Regions from separate parts of the Homo sapiens genome. Here regions 2 and 3 are each linked to region 1. Evidence: chromatin loops called from intact Hi-C (ENCODE). Cell type or tissue: natural killer cell. All regions are shown on one strand. Region 1 has its middle 8.6 kb from the start of MHENCR. Region 2 overlaps HELZ2 (helicase with zinc finger 2). Region 3 holds the start of FNDC11 (fibronectin type III domain containing 11).

The links. Hi-C counts contacts between places; a loop is a spot of excess contacts. Peaks named below come from ENCODE experiments on the same cell type or tissue, not always from the same donor. Only the 100,000 strongest peaks of a DNase experiment are listed, where the experiment ranks them.
Region 2: a loop joins it to region 1, with 5 times the contacts of the local background. A loop is called at or near these places in 23 of 110 quality-filtered maps.
Region 3: it touches region 1 in a loop (2.7-fold over the local background); 14 of 110 quality-filtered maps call a loop at or near these places.

Annotation. Positions count from the first base shown.
Region 1 is chr20:63,634,572-63,637,071 of GRCh38, forward strand. No RefSeq gene overlaps it. Among named protein-coding and RNA genes, the nearest start is that of MHENCR, 8.6 kb to the left of the region's middle. RefSeq lists a silencer at 956-1,005 and an enhancer at 1,206-1,255. In natural killer cell, no CTCF peak of the experiment used is centred here; DNase peaks (open chromatin) are centred at 950, 1,420 and 2,409; H3K27ac peaks cover 2,500 bases.
Region 2 is chr20:63,566,560-63,569,059 of GRCh38, forward strand. It overlaps HELZ2 (helicase with zinc finger 2), which reads right to left. Exons shown (of 20, transcript NM_001037335.2): 6 at 1,799-2,440; 7 at 285-1,068. Among named protein-coding and RNA genes, the nearest start is that of HELZ2, 6.4 kb to the right of the region's middle. RefSeq lists enhancers at 699-748, 1,219-1,288, 1,699-1,768, 1,859-1,948, 1,969-2,018. In natural killer cell, no CTCF peak of the experiment used is centred here; DNase peaks (open chromatin) are centred at 642, 1,042, 1,452 and 2,092; H3K4me3 peaks cover 1,291 bases; H3K27ac peaks cover 1,675 bases.
Region 3 is chr20:63,552,212-63,554,711 of GRCh38, forward strand. FNDC11 (fibronectin type III domain containing 11) reads left to right here and starts at 1,948. Exons shown (of 2, transcript NM_001319152.2): 1 at 1,948-1,995. RefSeq lists enhancers at 760-849, 1,145-1,439 and silencers at 1,130-1,189, 1,210-1,359, 1,380-1,519, 1,790-2,039. In natural killer cell, no CTCF peak of the experiment used is centred here; DNase peaks (open chromatin) are centred at 660, 1,240 and 2,390; H3K4me3 peaks cover 1,035 bases; H3K27ac peaks cover 1,256 bases; H3K27me3 peaks cover 162 bases.

The sequences.
Region 1 (2,500 bases):
AGCTTGACGGTGATATTAACAAATAACTTTTTTTTTTTTTTTTTGAGATGGGGTCTTGCTCTGTCACCCAGGCTGGAGTGCAGTGGTTCAATCTCAGCTCACTGCAACCTCCGCCTCCCAGGTTCAAGCGATTCTCCTGCCTCAACGTCCCAAGTCGCTGGACTACAGGTGTGCGCCACCACGTCCAGATAATTTTTGTATTTTTAGTAGAGATGGGGTTTCACCATGTTGCCCAGACTGGTCTCAAACTCGTGACCTCAGGCGACCCGCCCACCTCGGCCTCCCAAAGGTGGGAGGCCTTGCTGGGATTAGAGGTATGAGCCGCTGCACCTGGCCTCTTGTCCTTGTGTTTTGCAGTGATGCAATGACCATGTCTTACATTTGCAACCAGAAAAAAAGGTTAGTGTAACAATGTTTATCCTGTTTTTCCCAGAGTAGACATTATGAAGATTAAAAAAATTTGAAAGTGTTTTGAATATAATAAACTATGCTATACACACAACATTTTGGTGACTAGAAATACAAGTTTATTGTTTGTTGTTTGTTGAGACAGGGCCCTGCTCTGTCTCCCAGGCTGGGTGGCACAATCATGGCTCACTACAGTCTTGAACTCCTGGGCTTAAGCGATCCTCCCACCTCAGCCTCCAGAGTAGCTGGGACTGCAAACGAGCACCACCACGCCTGGCTAATATTTGTATTTTTTGTAGAGATGGGGTTTCACCATGTTGCCCAGACTGGTCTCAAACTCCTGGGCTCAAGCAATGCTCCTGCCTCGGCCTCCCAAAGTGCTGGGATCACAAGTATGAGCCACTGCACCCGGCTGAGTTTCTGTTGTTTTAAGCCGCTTCATTTGTGGTACTTCTTACAGCAGTCCCAGGAAACTGAGCAACTGCAGAACATCAAAATTGTTTTTCTTCAGCAAAAGGAGAAGCACTTGTGGTTGGCACCAGCTTTTCCTGTGCTCACTTCTGCATGGCCGCACCTTTGCCCGACACGAGTGCACAGCAGGCTGTGGGGGAGCAACTGGTTGAGTCAGGCCTCCACTTGTGCCGTATCCCCACCTGCTTTGCTGGACACCCCTGTTTGGGGGGCACCCACTGCTGCCCCAGACACCAAGCAAGCACCAGCTGTGTCCAAAACATACAGTCACTGTCTTGGCCCGTTTTGTGCTGCTGTAACAGAATGCCACAGACTGGGTAATTTAATACAGAACAGAAATTTATTTCCTCAAAGTTTTGGAGGCTGGGAAGTCCAAGAGCAAGGGGCCATCAGGTCAGGGCCTGGTCTCTGCTTCCACGATGGCACCTTGACCACCGTGTCCTCACGTGGTCAGAGAGAGCCCACTCCCAGGAGCCCTTTTAATAGAGCAGAACACTGCTGCGCTGCGGTTAAGTTTCCAACACGTGAACTTCGGAGGTGACACATTCAGATCATAGCAGTCACTCTAGGCAGAGTGTCTGATGTGGTTTTAAAATACGTTCACAGACTGGCCGGGCACTGTAGCTCACGTCTGTAATCCCAACAGTTTGGGAGGCCAAGGTGGGTGGATCACCTGAGGTCAGGAGTTCAAGACCAGCCTCACCAACATGGTGAAACCCCATCTCTACTAAAAATACAAAATTAGCCAGGTGGTGCATGCCTGTAATCCCAGCTACTCGGGAGGCCGAGGCTGGAGAATCGCTTGAATCCAGGAGGTGGAGGTTACAGTGAGTCGAGATCATGCCATTGCACTCCAGCCTGGGCAACAAGAGCGAAACTCTGTCTCAAAAAATAAAATAAAATAAAATACATTCACAAGGCCGGGCACTGTGGCTCACGCCTGTAATCCCAGCTACTTGGGAGACTGAGGCAGGAGAATCGCTTATAACCTGGGAGGTGGAGGTTGCAGTGAGCTGAGATCACACCGCTACACTCTAGCTTGGGCAACAAGAGTGAAACTCCGTCTCAAAAAAGTAAAATAAGGCCAGGCATGGTGGCCCACACCTGTAATCCCAGCACTTTAGGAGGCCAAGGCGGTCGGATCACGAGGTCAGGAGTTCGAGACCAGCCTGGCCAACATGATGAAACCCCGTCTCTACTAGCCTAGCCAACATGGGGAAACCCTGTCTCTACTAAAAATACAAAAATTAGCCAGGCGTGGTGGTGCGTGCCTGTAATCCCAGCTACTCAGGAGGCTGAGGCAGGAGAATCGCTTGAACCCAGGAAGCAGAGGGTGCAGTGAGCCAAGATTGCGCCGCTGCTCTCTAGCCTGGGCGACAGAGCGAGACTCCATCTCTAAATAAATAAATAAAATAAGAAAATAAAATATGTTCACAAATCCTTTGACATTCCTCACCTCAAAAGCTGGAACCCAACTCCCTCCTAAGCATGAGTCTTCTCAGTGACTCACTTCTAACAGCAGATCTTACATGGTTCCCCACACCCAGAGGACATTGGGTTCCTCCCAATATCCCCCCACCCAGCGACCCCCACCCAGGTCGCTGGCTTTGGGTCCCCCAGA
Region 2 (2,500 bases), 68 kb before region 1:
CAGTGAGGACTGGGCCACCCCCGACAAGGAGAGGGCACCCCCACCAAGCTCGGGGATGAGCGCAGGACGCAGTGAGGACTGGGCCACCCCCGACAAGGAGACGGCACCCCCACCAAGCTCCAGACACCTCAGGGGCCGAGCCCCACCTCAGCCCTGGGAGGCAAATACTGCAGCCCCCTCTTACAGATGGGGAAACTGAGGCGGGGGCTCGTCCATCAGCCGGAGAGCTCCCCCTCCCCCAGCAGGGGTGCGGTCGGGGGCTGTCCCGGGCTGGCCGGGCTCACCTGGGCACCGTGGGAAACGACACAGATGCACCTCTGCTCGCGGCCGCCCCAGCAGCTGGGCCAGGTGTTGTAGGCCTCCTGCACCTTCTCGACGACCTGCGCAATCTCAGCCAGATTCAGCCAGGACGCCATGGACATGTCCCGGTCTGGGCTGCCCGCCACGTGGCAGAACATGAGCGGGTAGTGCCGGGGGTGGGGCGGAACCTTGCCCCTGGCGTGGATGGGGTTGCCCTTGGCCACGTAGAAGTGCCGCGAGATGAAGCTGACAATGGCGTCCGTGCAGCGGTAGTTCTCGTGGAAGACCAGGCGGCTCTGCCGCGCCACCTCGTGAGTCTCCTGCTGGTAGCACAGGAAGAGGCGGTGCAGCAGCGTGTGCTCGGCCGCCCGGGCCCTGGCCACACTGAACAGCCGGGGTGTGACCTGCATGTGGTCGCCCGCCAGCACGAGGCGGGTGCCGTGCGAGGCATAGGCCAGCGGGGTGAGGGCCTCGCACTCCAGCATCTGGGCCGCCTCATCGATGAGAATGTGGGAGAAGAAGCCGACCGGCACCCTGAGCTCACGGGCCTGGGAGGTGGTGGTGACCACCACGCGGTGCCGCGCCAGCTCTGCCCGTGTGGGCGGGCGGAAAGCCTGGCGGTCGTCGGTCAGGCAACAGTACTGCAGCGTGACTGGGTCCGTCTGGCTCAGCGGCCGGTCCGTGTACATCACACGGAGAGGAGTGGCCTCGGGGTGGCCGCCGCTGACGTGGCTGTGGAAATACTCCCGGATGTAGATGTCGGCGGCACTGCGGGAGGGGGAGGAGCTCATGGGCTTCTTGCTGGGGGCCTCAGTGCTGTCCGCTAAAGCACCTACTGTGTGCCCAGCCGAGCTGCCCCTGAGCACAGCCCTTGTCTGGCTGTCAGAGGTGAGCAGCAAACACTGGTGTCCCTCCTGTCAGGAGTCCAAGGGGCAAGAGGCCACGGAGGGCTTCAGGCAACACCTGGGCGAGCCCAGCGGCTCCTCTGACACTGCAGACACCTGCACCTCCCTGGTCCCCAGAACCCCCAATCCAGAAATCAGCCCGGGACGTATGGCCACTGTCCCAGGCTCTTCCTCCCACTCCCCACTGGGCAGGGATGGGAAGGCCCCGGCCTGGGGAGGTGGTGGTGGCAGGAACCAGAGGAAACCACATAAACCAAAGGGGAACCTTGTGGTTAGGACAAAGATCTGTGTTTCTATAAAAACGAAAAACAAGACTCATCCCCAGAAGTCCTGGGTGGGCCATGCTGCAGCCTTCCCCGTGACACTCTCCTTGGGCCAGGGCCCCGGCAGAGGCACCCAGCTCCTCACCTGACAGCAGACCCGGCCACCCTCGGTGCCCTGAGCTGGGCCTGATAAAGCCAAAGCCCAAAGCTGGTCGGCTACAGGGAGTGCAGAATCAGAGGACTGGAGCACATCCAGGGGGTGACCGCCTGCCCGGTGTAGACTTGGGCCGGGCGTCAGGTGAGGTGGGGGCAGGCCAGGCTCGGGCTTACCTGTTGGTGTGTGTGCAGATGAGCACCTTGGTTTCAGGCCTCCGGATGACCTCCAGGGAGGCCATGGCCAGCGTGTAGGTCTTGCCGGTGCCAAAGGGGCCATAGATGAGTAGCGGGGGGACACGCCTCCCATCCCCAGGGCCCCAGCCCGCGATGAGCGCCACGGCCAGCTCCTGCTTGCGGTTGCCACGCCGCAAGGGTGGGACAGACCAAGGTCTGGGCAGGGCGCAGGTGGGCAAGTCGGGCACCACCAGCTGCTCCTCAGGCAGTGTGTCCACTGCCTGGTGCCAGAGGCGGAAGGTCATCGGGTCAATCTGGAACTGCACCTCCAGGACCAGGCGGGCCTCAGGCTGCAGCCCCAGGGCCAAGCAGCAGCGGGCCGGAAGCAGCAGCCACAGCGCCTGCTCTGAGCTGGCCCGCCTCTCCAGCCGCACCTCGAACACCGTATTGTCGGGTGCAGGTACAGGGGCCACCAGGGCTGTGCTGACCGCCCGGCCCAGCAGGAAGCCCTGGTCTGTGTCTGGCATCAGGGAGGAGGGGACGGGGACCTCTGCGTACAGTGCTCCCGGAGGCGCGAAGAGCATGTTCAGCGCTGGCGTCTGCAATGCCGTCTTCAGGAACACCTGGCCCCGCAGGGTCAGCCTGGCAGGATGGCCTGGGTCAGCTCATGGGGCCACAGCTGCCAGCCCCGCTGCCAAGTCC
Region 3 (2,500 bases), 82 kb before region 1:
TCCTCCGGCCTCAGCTTTCCAAGTAGCTGAGACCACAGGTGCACACCACCACACCCAGCTAATTTTTCAAATTATTTGTAGAGACAGGGGTCTCCCTGTGTTGCCGAGGCTGGTCTCAAACTTCTGGCCTCAAGGGATCCTCTCACCTTGGCCTCTCAAAGTGCTGAGGTTATGGGCCTGCGCCACCGAGCCTGGCCAAAAGTTTAACTTTAAAAAATTAGATTAGAAATCAGAAATTGAAAGAAAGGGGGTAGGGTGGAGCCCAGGAGAGGGGAGACATCCAGGACCTGCCTGGCCCCAAAAGAGAAGGGGAGGCTGCTCTGCCCCCACCCCGCTTCTCCGTCAGTGGGCTGCAGGGCCGGGGGTAAGGGGTCTAACTCCTACTGCTTCCCAACCCTCCGCGTCAGACAGCACCCCCTTCTCCAAACAACCCCGGCTTTGTCCCCTGGAGCCCTAAATAACAATAACAATAGCTGGCATTTATTGAGTTCCAGCCCAGGCAGGGAGGGCAGGGCAGAAACAGCACCCAACAGGACTGGGTGCAAGGCTCACACCTGTAATCCGGAAGGATCAGAAAGACCCAGGTGGGAGGATCACTTGAGCCCCGGGGGTGAAGACTGCCGCATGGGTGACAGAGCAAGACGCTATCTCAAAAAAAAAACCACCCACATCCACCCACTTCCTGCCAGGCCTAACCCCTGGGGCCTCCATGCACCAAGGGAAAGCTCTTCCAGGGTGGGGTCACCGGGAGGAGGGGGGAGGCTCAAGTTACAGAACAGCCTGGTAGGGGCTCAAAGACGCCCATCCTGGAAGAGGCCCCAGCACTGACCTCCGTGGGGGTGGAGATGAGGAGGATGGAAAGGGTGTCTTCCTCCAGCATCTTCCTGAAGGTGAAGGAGGGGCACCTTGGGGTGTCTAAGATTGTGACCCCAGGAGACCCCCAGCTAGCTGGGGTGTGCTGTGGGGGAACGGGGGGATCCCAGAGGCCCTGAGCCCAACTGAACAGATACAGACGGGACCAGATGGCCTCAGAGCTCCCCTGCGGGGCTCCCTGGAGCTATGGAGACCCCATTTATCCAGAGTCAGGTCGGTGCCTGAGCTTGGGCAGCCCCAGGTGGAAGGAGCCCATGGTGGGAGGAGCCTGTAGTGGGAGGAGCCTGTAGTGGGAGGAGCCTATGATGGGAGGGGCCGTGGTGGGGGGAGCCCGCGGTGGGAGGAGCCTGCGCTGGGAGGAGCCTGTGGTGGGAAGACCCTGTGGTGGGAGGGGCCGTAGTAGGGGAGCCCGCGGTGGGAGGAGCCTGCTCTGGGAGGAGCCTGTGGTGGGAGGGGCCGTGGTGGGGGGAGCCCGCGGTGGGAGGAGCCTATGATGGGAGGGGCCGTTGCGGGGGAGGGGGGAGCCCATGGTGGGAGGAGCCTGTGGTTGAGGAGCCTGCGGTGGGGGGAGCCTGCGGTGGGAGGAGCCTGTAATGGGTGGCATCTGTAATGGGCGGGGCCTTGCTGGGCAGAGCCCGCGGCGGGGGAAGCCGCCCCTCTCCTCTGTCCAGGCGCTGGGTGGTCCATCCGCCTGGTCACCGGCCACTGCCTCTCTCCCAAATTCCTCCGAGGGATTCCCGAGGAGTGCGCTCGGACTGGGGGGTTGAGCAGGAACTCCCTCCCAGTCACCCGAGGCTCCTGCGCCCCGCCCGAAGCCGGGGGTGCGTGGGGAGTGGTGCGCCCGCGGAAGGGCTCCGGGACGGGAACCCCCCTTGGAGCCTGGCTCTTGGACCAGCCACCCGCCGTGGCCCCTCAGTCGGGGACGCGGGCCCCCAGAAGTCTGGGGCTCTCCAGGAAGCGAAGCGGATGGAAGATTACTCGGCTCGGGGTCCCGGGTCCCCACCCCCGCCCCGCCCCCGGGCCGCAGCGTCACAAAGGCCGCTGGTCCCCAGGGCAACCCGCGGAGTGCGGAGGGAGGCTGGGCTCTGGGAAGTCCGCGCGCGGCTCCGCTTCAGAGGCAGGGCAAGTGGGCGCGGTCCTGGGGCGGCGGCGGGGGCCGGGAGAGGAGGGCTGGGGGTCTCGAGAAGGTAAGGGGCAGGCAGAGCGGCCGGGGAGGTGGGCCCGGGCCAGGGGAGCCAAGGGGAGTGTGGTGGAGGGGGTAGAGTGCGGGCACCTGGTGGTCTCAGGGAAGCGGGCCTGGGACCGGGGCGTGTAGGAAGCAGCGAGGGGCTCAGAACCACCTTTCCGGGTTCACGACCAGCCTCTCTGGGTGTTCCACCTGGGCAGCTGCTGGAGACTAGAAAACATCCCTCACACGTCACAGAGGCACGGTTTCCCTCCAGCGGTGAAATCCGCCCCAGCCTCCAGCAAGAGCAGGGCTTAGGCCTGGGGTCCTGGGGTCCTGCTCTCAGCTGGCACCTCACCCCAGACACACTCCCTGCTGCCCCCAGGGGCCTGTTCTCGAGGGATTCCCGAGGAGTGCGCTCGTGAAGTCATATCTGCCTCACGCCCAAAAGGGCAACCCTTC